2 separate regions of the Homo sapiens genome follow, and region 1 is linked to region 2. The links are chromatin loops, found by intact Hi-C in ENCODE. Cell type or tissue: Caco-2. All regions are shown on one strand. Each heading gives the region's core, and the rest is flanking DNA. Links, peaks and the distances in the headings are about the cores only.

The links. Peaks named below come from ENCODE experiments on the same cell type or tissue, not always from the same donor. Only the 100,000 strongest peaks of a DNase experiment are listed, where the experiment ranks them.
Region 1: a loop joins it to region 2, with 12 times the contacts of the local background. A loop is called at or near these places in 2 of 110 quality-filtered maps.

What each region holds. Positions count from the first base shown.
Region 1 is chr7:85,589,586-85,594,981 of GRCh38, reverse strand. No RefSeq gene overlaps it. Among named protein-coding and RNA genes, the nearest start is that of LINC00972, 170 kb to the right of the region's middle. In Caco-2, for the core only: no CTCF peak of the experiment used is centred there; a DNase peak (open chromatin) is centred at 3,051.
Region 2 is chr7:85,762,951-85,768,346 of GRCh38, reverse strand. No RefSeq gene overlaps it. Among named protein-coding and RNA genes, the nearest start is that of LINC00972, 340 kb to the right of the region's middle. In Caco-2, for the core only: no CTCF peak of the experiment used is centred there; a DNase peak (open chromatin) is centred at 2,466; H3K4me3 peaks cover 291 bases.

The DNA of each region.
Region 1 (5,396 bases), core at 98-5,097, 170 kb after region 2:
ATTGTTCCAACCTCACTGAAATATTGTAACAAAGAGCAAAATTATAAAATAGTATATTATCCTATTAAGATAGCTTAGATTAAAATCTACAATATGCTTGGGCAAAAGGATATAGATTTTTCGATTTTACATGAAATAAACCATAGTTATCTTTATTTAATATTTAGTTATATAAAATTGGAAAAATAGTGATTGATTTTTTTTTTACTCAAACATTGTCTATTTAACAGTTTCTACTTTAACTTTTTTCTTGATTCTTATATTAATTGGGAGATACAGAATAGCTTTTAAATCTGTTATGTCTACACAATGCTCAAATGATTAGTTTGAGTATTTTTATTAATTAATGTTTTTCAGTAGTGAAAAATAAATGGGTAGATCAATTAAACAGTCAGTGCAGCTGGAACATTCCAAGAGCCATACAATAACATTGTGTAAATTTTACTGCACTCACAGAGTTACCTAAGTTGTAAGTAAATATTTCAGTGAATTTCTACTTCAATAGTTCTTTTCTTTTAACATAAGAAAACCTCTATGTTCTGCTTTGTTTTTCATTAAATGACAATATATTTTTAAAAGCATTTTATCTTCTGAGTATTTTAGGTTTTGATTCTCAAAACAACTTACTGGAATAAATGTTGTAAACTTATATCCATTATTTGCTAATGTTCCATATTGGAAAATAAAATTATCAGATTAAAAAATAATTGTTTAAGCATCTGTATTTGCATGTATGTATTTGCATGTCTGTATTTGTGAGTCCTGTGGAAAGAAAAAAAAACTACTTTGTACCAGGGCTTCAGTTTTTATTTAATGTAAAGAAAGAATTGGTAGGTCTTAATTGTCATTACTTAATATCTGACTATTAAAAAACTGTTCAGTATAACAATGAAGTTGATGTTCTTTTTCTTCTGCGAGATAAATAAGCTGTAATTTTAAGTTCATTTGTAGAAATATAAAGCTTTTAAAAGTGCAGCTTTTGCTTTCATAGCTTAACAATTTTCCCCAGTTTTACCTTTGAATGTATACTTGTACTCTAAATCTTTGTTACAATGCCTGTCACCCGCCCCCCGCCCCCCCACTTCACTGTGCTGGTTATAAAGTTATTATTTTGCAGCTTCCTTCTGTACTTTGCTGTGTGAGGCTGAGTGTGGGACTCTGAGAAACACATTTTTCAATTACCAGGTGGCTCCATGTTAGGTTTTACTAGAGGGAGATGGGAAATCTGGGAGAGAAAAGGGATTTTACTCCTGTTGTTTGCTTCCCGATCCCATCAGCGTTGCTTCAGCAATAGTTCTTTACCCTTTTCTGGTTCTTTACTTTAGTGTCACACTCCCAGAACTAGCCTCATTGAGTCCCTTTGGAAATACAGCAACAATTGGCTGGCTCCCTGGCCACAGAGTTCTGTCTCAATCGCACAGGGGCTCTCATCTGAGCTCTTGAAGCACAAGCACCAGCTGAGTAGTGTTCTCCTCTCAAGCATCTGGGCCCCAGCACCACAGACAAGGCCTCTCCTTCAAGTTCTAGTCTGCAGTCCAAATTCCACCATTTCCCTTTGTTTTCCCAGCCCTTGTAGTGGTAACTGTTTTCTTCATTTGCTATATCTGTGATACCTCAATATTCTCCATTTGCCTTTTTAGTTGTCTAATACCTGAAAACTATTTTTATATTTAATTTTTTCTCTATTAAATTATCTAGTGTGTGTTTTCCTGGCCAGAATCCTGACTGACATCCTCACTACTCATCCTCACCCATCATTTAGTGATCTTTCTTAAGCATAAGGCAATGTAAAAGGTTAAATCTAATGTAAAGTATACCTCAATAGTTTTATGAAAGTCACTTTCGAAAGTCATTTAATTGAAAGTCTGCGTTGATGTGTTATTTCAGTTTGACTACATCATACCTAATTGTGAATCAAGTAATTACAAAAATATAGAGCTGGAATACATGTTAAACATCATCTGGCCCCGTGCTAATATGGAAAAGCACCTGGAAGTCATAGTGTTCTTTGGAGATTTTCATAGCCATAACAACAGACCATGAAATACTGATATATTTAATTATCTCATATGAAGTGGAAACACTTTTACCAGCAGAAATATGACTCTATTATAACTCTGCAAAAGGAATTATATCCTACGGTACAAAAAAGGCAAGATGGTGGTGTAGGATGATTCACCACTTCCAATTACTTCCATTAATACTACTTAAAAACTGATTCATATGTGCTGTAGTTTGCTGGTGTTTATTAACTGGTAAGTAGTAACAAAAGTCTAAGAACCATGACTGAGAAAAAATCCTATATCCAGGATGTCAAGAACCCATTCCAGACTTAAACCATTCCCACAGTTAGTTTCCCCCTTTTCTTTATACTTTTGACCTTTTGAAGGTATCTTTTAAAATTGCACATATTTACATACCTGTTAAAATCCCACAAACTTTGAGTTCTTCAAGGGCAGAAGTGGATTTTTTTTCTCTCTCAGTATCTCTAGTGCCAAGAAAAACATTGAAAAACAGAAAAATATTAGCAATATTATCTGAATTAAAATATTTTCTGGATGTTAGGCCCCTTCAGAATAAGTCATTCACATTATATTTTTACTCATGAGCCATTATCAGCATGTGTCATCATGCCTAACATAGATTCAAGTAAAATGTCTGTTTTCCCTTTTTGTTACAACAGAAACAATATTAAGCACGGGGAAAAGCCTGTCTATCTTAAGGTTTCTATCTCTTCCTCAAATATAGACATTTGAAGCTGTCCGGTTTATTCACCTTCTCCACAATGAGATATAGAAGATTGAGGATTGTCTTTGATGTGGTTACTTTCAAAACCATGAACCCAGGAACACTGCCAGTTTAAACATTTTATCTGTTGCTATACAATAAAAGCAAATTTACTTTACTCAGTTAAAGGGGTATCAGGATTCAGATATCAGAAAGAAGAGAAACAAGAATCACTAAGGCTATTTGCTTACAAGGCAAATGTGACTAACCACTCAACAGTGACTGGCAGTCAGTAATGGAAAGAGCTTTCCTTCTCTCTCCTAATTCATGGGTGGTTAGATCCTCGCTTCTTTTTTTTTTTTTTTTTTTTTTTTTTTTGAGACGGAATCTCGCTCTGTCGCCCAAGCTGGACTGCAGTGGCACCATCTCTGCTCACTGCAAGCTCCGCCTCCCTGGTTCATGCCATTCTCCTGCCTCAGCCTTCCGAGTAGCTGGGACTACAGGCGCCTGCTAGCACGCCCGGCTAATTTTTATTTTTTATTTTTTGTCTTTTTAGTAGAGACGGGGTTTCACCGTGTTAGCCAGGATGGTCTCCATCTCCTGACCTTGTGATCCGCCCGCCTCGGCCTCCCAAAGTGCTGGGATTACAGGCGTGAGCCACCGCTCCCGGCCTAGATCCTTGCTTCTTTAAGAAGTTCAGAGACATAGATCCTTCCAACCTGGGAACTGATGAACAGGGAAATCTTTTACTTGCCCTACCCAACCACGAGGCTCTGATGTGCTTGTTTAGTGATGAAATTCATTTTCTTTAAGCCAACTTCTCTTCACTTCTCTGTCTAGACTAAGTATATATCTTAAGTTTCAAATGCTGACATTTTTTGTGACTTAAAATATATATTCAGCAATTCATTATTATCCAGTGTACCAAGACGTATTCCTATTATGATGAACTTTTATTACTAAAAATAGACTCTTCTTGAGTAAACATTAATGTATTAATATTAACATTGCTCATTTGCTTTTATAAACTACCAATATACTTATAATAGCTTTTAAACAGCACATTGAATCATTTAGTAAAGTTGATATTGGATATGAGTTTGGTGTCTAGATATTAGTAGAATAAGGAGTAAGCCATCATGCTTAAAAGAGAGAAGCCAGCCAGATTTCTGAGTCTGAGGTAATATCTGAACTTCATATTTTTATAATGACATCAGCAGATATTGAAACATGAAAAGTGTATGCATATGAAGTAACTTTGCTGTGAACTCCTATAGGCAGAGATTATATATCTTATTCTCAGTGTTATTCCACCACATTCATAAGCCCCAAGCATAGTGACTTATACACAGCAGTTCTCCACCAATAATAATACTTTAGTTTAAATAAGATAAGGCATATTGTCATAATCTGAATGGGAGGAAAAAATGATCTCACCTAAAATCAGATGAAAGAAAGACTGAATATTTTCATTTAGGATGAGTATATGTGTGTTTATAGTGGTGAAGAGCAATAATTTGAAAACCATGCTAAAATCATGCTTACCTCAACAAAATTAAATTTTTGTGTTTGCCAAACATAAGAAGGCCTGAAGAATAAATTATGGGTTTTTAATTTCCTTTTGTTGGGGAGGGGGATTTAAAGAGCTAGGCAATAGTATGCAGGGGAAGCTGTCTCAAAGCTCATTCAGCAACTCTGTGATCAATTCTGGTCATCTCTGATTGCAGTACAACACGAATGGAAATGCTGCTCATGGGCTTGTCAAGGCTATTGTGGGTATACGTTTGCCGCGTAGGATACCTTGTCATATAGCAAGTTGTTCATTTTAGATGATACATATGCTAAATTAAATCAAGATGTTTCTTACCAGCAAGCACAAAACAACACTTGACAGATTTCCAAATTCAGGTGCTTATAAAAACAAATCTGAGAGGCAACATTAATTTTAAACCCTACTGAGTTACATGCGGCACTTGCAAATTATGGAAATACTTTAAGCTTTATAGCCTTACAAAATGGAAAGTGATCGGGTCTTTGGGCATGGGTTCTTAAGAGGATTTTCCAAATAGTTCTACACTGGAAAATAGAATCCATGTGCTCCTGTTTACCTGAATATGTTCCAAACAAAATCTCAATGTTTATATAAAAAATTCAAAATACAGTGATTTAATGTCTAGCCAACACAAATAACATCTGTGGTAAGACTGCCTATTTATATTCAATTTACACAAAATCATTAAAAATAAAATAGTGAATTAATCTCATCATTTCATAATATGCCAATATGTGAGAAAATTTTGATTGTTATTAAAAGACCTAGAAGTTATTGTTGTTTAGAATCCAAAATTTAATTCTGAAAATGGCAAAAAGGCAAAAATGCCCTGAGTGTTTTTTTAACTGAAAATAGAATGAAGATATTAAATATAAAGAAACTTGTGAATTCAAAAGTAGAAGACGTAGTTTCTAAATCCGAGTCTTGCATTAAGTCAGTTTAGTCCTAATGCAAAAATGGTGAAGAAAACAAAGGTTTTTTTTCCTTTATAAAAGACATATTATTATATACAGAAAAAAGAAATATATAAGTAAGAAATAAATAATGTTGGCAAAGCAAAAATCAGGTTGTTGAGATAGTGCATAATGAGGTGATAGAGTTGGGAACTATGTTAGAA
Region 2 (5,396 bases), core at 210-5,209:
GTTTGTGAGTATGCAAAGAAAGGCTAAAGCAAAGGCACCACTCAAAGGTGGGTGCAGTAGTATAGAAAAACAATTAGTAAAGCGTAGGTATATGCAAAATAGGTGAAGGGTGAGAATCAATCAGAGAAAAGCATGCCAAATGGGAAGACAGGTTCTTAATCTGGTCTGTGGATTTGACTTGTAGCTTGGCTTTCAGGCTTGTCTTCAGCTTATAGGTGGGATTTCACCCTATCTGCCTAGGGATTTGTCTGCCTCCTGCTATCAGTATTCCAGTTCTGGGTATGATAGAGTAAGCACACTCAACCCTGTCATTCTGACTCAATGAAGCTAAAAATCCTAAACATAAAAAATATATGTGGGCTCCAAAAAGTAAATAGCAGAGTATCTGGGGTGGAAAACCACAGTTGGAGGTAACACTAAATCAATAGTGAAGTCACCTATATATTTTTTTCTCCAGGATTTGTTGGCCTGGAATCAAGGAAGCCTACAATGGAAGGGGGCATTGGCACATGTAGAGCATGCTTCAGGAGTTGCTGTCTAGTTCAGGCCTGAGGAGAGATAAAGAGGTTTCCTAGAAGCCATAACAAGGCAGCAGGAACTGTGGGAGGTGGACATTCTTCTGATTGGAGAAGCTATAATCTTAAGTATTTATGGTAATGTTCTGTTAATCTTTTCTATTTCTGTCCACCTGACATTGGCCGTAAATGCAGGCAAAATGACAAGGAATGTACAGCAGTACACAGTGTATAAAATCCCAGCATTCTGGATAGAAGATTATAAAGGTGACTTTCCGGACATTAGAAGGTAGTAAGGATATCACAGAGAGAAAGGAACTTGAGAAAACCAATCTATAAAAATAGTTTAAAAGTCCTGGGATTACCCCCTCTTGGCCCCAAGGTATGCACACATGTCTTAAACAGCAAACCAAAAGCCTTGAGAATTAAATTAAGAGACAGATAATCACCCAGTTCCCAGACAATTCCAGCGTCTAGCACACACTGGAAATAGAAAACAAAATTATACTGAAAACACAATTCAGATAGTTGGTTGGAAATTGTGCCATAAATCCAGCCAAAGTTATTGTCTATAAAGAAAAGGTTAAAAATCCACTGATTTTTTAAGAAGAGGTAAGTCTCATAACACAATATTCAAAACTTTCAAGATACATTAAAAATTATTCATTATACAAAAAACAAGGAAAATATCAACAAAGATATGATATAATAATCAATGTATATCAATGATGAGATGGCACACATGTTGGAACTATCTGACAAGATTCTAAAATAGCTATTAAAAACATTCCAACAAATAATAAAAGTGGACATTCTTGAAAGGAGTGGAAAACTAGAAAATCTCGGCAAATTAATAGAATATATAAATAAGGATCAAATGGAAATCTCATAACTGAAAAATATAATAAGATACATTTTGAAAACCCCTACTGGATAGGCTTAGATTAAGCCATAATGGAATTGACATAGAAAAGAGAAAGTGAACTTGATGTAGATGAATAGAAATTATCCAAGCAGAAATAAAGTATATTAGGAACAAATGCTCAGTGCCTAGGGAGCATGTGAAATAATATTAAATAGATTCAGAAGAAGACAATGAAAAGTATAGTGCAAGAAAAATATTTGAAGAAATATTGACTGAGTACTTTTTCAATTTTTTGAAAGAAATAAATCTACAGATTCAAGAAACTCATCAAACTTCAAAGAGAATAAACCTTAAGAAATCTGCATTTACACCAATTGTAATAAAAGTACTGGAAGTTAAAGACAAAAAATATTTCAAATTAGCCAGAATAAGTAACATGTTGATTGTAGGAGAATAATAATTTGAAGGTTGACAAACGTGACCTCAGAAATAATTTATAAAAGAATTAATGAAACAAAATTTTTAAAGTGTTAAATAAATAAACTTTTAGTCTGTAATTCTATATCCAGTGAAAATATTCTTTAGGAGTGAAGGAGAAATAAACACATTTTCAGATAAAATAAAACCAAGACAAGTTGTTACCATTAGACCTGCACCAAAAGACCTACTAAAAGAAGCTTTTCCATCGGAAGGATACCAGAAATAAATTTGGAATATCACGGATGAAGGAGCATCAGCAGCAGAAATAATAAGTGAGGCAGCACTCCTTTCCTGGGGGCACTAGCTGCCGGGGGGATTGTTCCTGCAAACCCCTGATTCCGCGATGGATGAGTAAAACATACACTGACACACACATATTCTGCTCTGCCAGTCCAGCTGAGGGTCTGAGCCGCTTACAGGCTCCAAGCTGAGTTCTGTAAACAGTTGCAACTCAGCCCGGATCAGATAGTCAGGCTTGCACTTATTCAGTAAGACTAATTAACAAAAGTTGTGAGTAAACACCACTAGAACATAAAGATTAAAGGCCAGGTTCCCAGGCCTAAAGCAAACACCATTTGTGGGTAATAAACTTCTAGGGACCCCTGACCCCTCCCCGCAGTAGGAGGCAGTAAAGTACCTGCGGTAGGACAAAGGTTAGTCTTAAGCCCATATAAGTAAACAGGTTAGTAAGATAAACTTCCCTTTGTTTACTACTCTAATCTATTTAGCTAAAGGTAATGGGACCAGGCCGGTCTATTACCGAAGTCATGTGAAAACCCTCAGGTCTTCCAAAAGGGTTTTGTGGCTATCATAACTAATATTTTTTCCACCAGCCTGATCGAACCCCAGCATCTTCCCCTTTTTTATTTTCAACATTAAGTTTTTTTTGTTTTGTTTTTTGTTTTTTTTACTGGGGAGCGCAGGTTTGTTAGCCATGGGTTTGTCAGTTAAGGCGGGGCGGGGGGGGTCCCTGCTCTTATTCCAGCTTTGCATCCTAGGATTAGCAAATAACATAAAACAACCATAAGCACAATTAGCAACATTACTTTCCAGTCAAAGAGTGACCACCAGGAGCGAATGTCTAACAAGGAGAGATGATCTTGTACACCCTTCCATATGGCTGTTTGTTGGGTGTGCAGATATATGGTGTGAAGGGATTCTAAAATTTTAATTTTAAGTTGCTTCACCTCTGCTGTTAAATTGTTATGAAAGGTTCTCCAGAGGTGTTGTTTCACGTCATCTCAGCTATGTATTGATTGATTCCATGGTAGAGAAGTGATACACATATGTTTATGTTCCCAGTCACAGTTTAATTGTTGACGGAATGCTACTGTATCTTGTCACTCTCCCACATATTCTAAAGCAGCCTCAAGGGCTTGCAGATGTGCAAGAATTTTTTGATCTATACCTTGCTGTAAGAGAAGTTCACTAGACACATTTTTGGCCAGATTATCTACAAAAGCAGCTGTTTGTGCTGATTCAGTAATAGATGCAACAGCAACCCAAGCAGTTGACAGGATGACTATGGCTGAGACTATAAAGGCCATAATAGTAAATATGAATCTTTTGTGTCTGACCTGGGACAGGGCACGTTCTAAGGTGGCAAAGGCAGAGGAACCTTGCCAATCACTTGTCAAATTGACTGGTAGAAATGCCTCAGGTTGTCTCCTTAATACCATGACACTAGTAATTTTTTAATTAGATATATTGTGATTAGTGAGTGATACATGAGGCAAACCAAGCCTGTCCCTGCACCTGGGTTGTAAACGTGAGTTTCGGGGTGTAATGGAAATGTTAGTTCCCATAAGGAAAACATATGGATGGGTAGTGAAAACCAGGCCCTGATCAGTGTGATTATGAATAAAGGTTATACCATAGTTGTGACTGGAATTATGATATGTCTCATGCCAGGTGTTAAGGGAGGTGTTAAGATGTTCCAGCTTCATGTGGGGTGGGGGGAGGGGGGAGGGATAGCATTAGGAGATATACCTAATGTTAAATGAAGAGTTAATGGGTGCAGCACACCAACATGGCACATGTATACATATGTAACTAACCTGCACATTGTGTACATGTACCCTGAAACTTAAAGTATAATAAAAAAGAAAGTTTTTTGACGTTTAATTAAAGTTTTATTTTCTTTTGCAAGTTTATATATGTTACTATATACACATAATGAAAGTTATTGAAGCAGTTGCCTGCTGTAGATCTTTTCTGTTTGTTTTCTTGGGCAAAACAAATACCTCATGACTCTCTGAGCCAACCTCAGAAGGAGAACCCTGTAGGGAAGTCATGAAGTAAAAGCATATCTTCTCAGCCAAGGAAGGCCACAGGAAATCCTTGACAAGCACTGTCCATAAAAAATAAGAATGCAGATGCTCCTCAACATACGATGGGGCTATGTCCCAGTAAACCCTTGTATGTCAAGGAATGTACTAAGTATTACTTTTGCACCATCATAAGGTCAAAAAATCAAAAAAAGCTCAGGGACTATGTGCGTATACATTTTAAAAGATGATTGATAGGATAAACAATGATGAGAGGCCCAGTGGAATTTTGTCATTAAACCAAAAGCATTATCTCCCTCAGAAGAGAAGTTTAAGATACTTATTATTATTAATGCTAAGTGGGAGAGGAATAGCACAATCCCCAAGTGGCACACAAGGTGTTAAAAAGAAATACTATCAACTCATCAACTCTCATCCACATAACTGAGAAGGTGCCCTGTTATTCTTCCATAATGAGTATGTTTGTGATATGATATATATATAAATAATATATATATTTAATAAATTTTTGATTGAACAAGTCAATTAATTTTTAAAGATATATAAAATATATATACATATATATCTTTCTGGACCATTTGATTCTCATTTTAAAGTGATTTTGCCTTCTCCTTTTATGATGAGCTTTGCATGTATATTATAGGAAAAGGGCTTATATAACTTAATCATTTGAGTTCTTGCAATTAACAAAACCATTTGATAAATATAGATTATTCTAACTCGAACTAAGATAAATCTTTGCAGACATTCAGGAACTTCTGGGCTTTAATATAAATGGGACTATTTAATGAGCATTAGAAAATCAAAACATTTCTCAGGCCTGCTGGATTACAGAGCATCCCAATATTAAAACCAGTTTATTTTCCAGTTGGAAAAATTAAACATAAAGTTCCGTGTTTGGATGGCTGGACTGGAAGTATGCACCTGGCCCATTAAAAATAGATTAAATTCTAATGTTTTATAGCACTATAGGGTGACTATAGTTAAAAATAATTTATTGTATATTTTTAAATAATTAGGAGGGAGAATTTTGAATGTTCCCAATACAAATAAATGAAAAATATTTGAGGTGATAGATATAATTTTACTGGTTTGATTGCTACATGTCATATACATGCATCAAAATAACGCTCTGCTCTCCATGAATATGTGCAATTATTATGTATCTAACTAAAAATAAAATTTAAAAAATCAGTTTACAAAAAGTCATGCATTTCTAATATCTGCTTTTAGACTTCTCTACTTTTA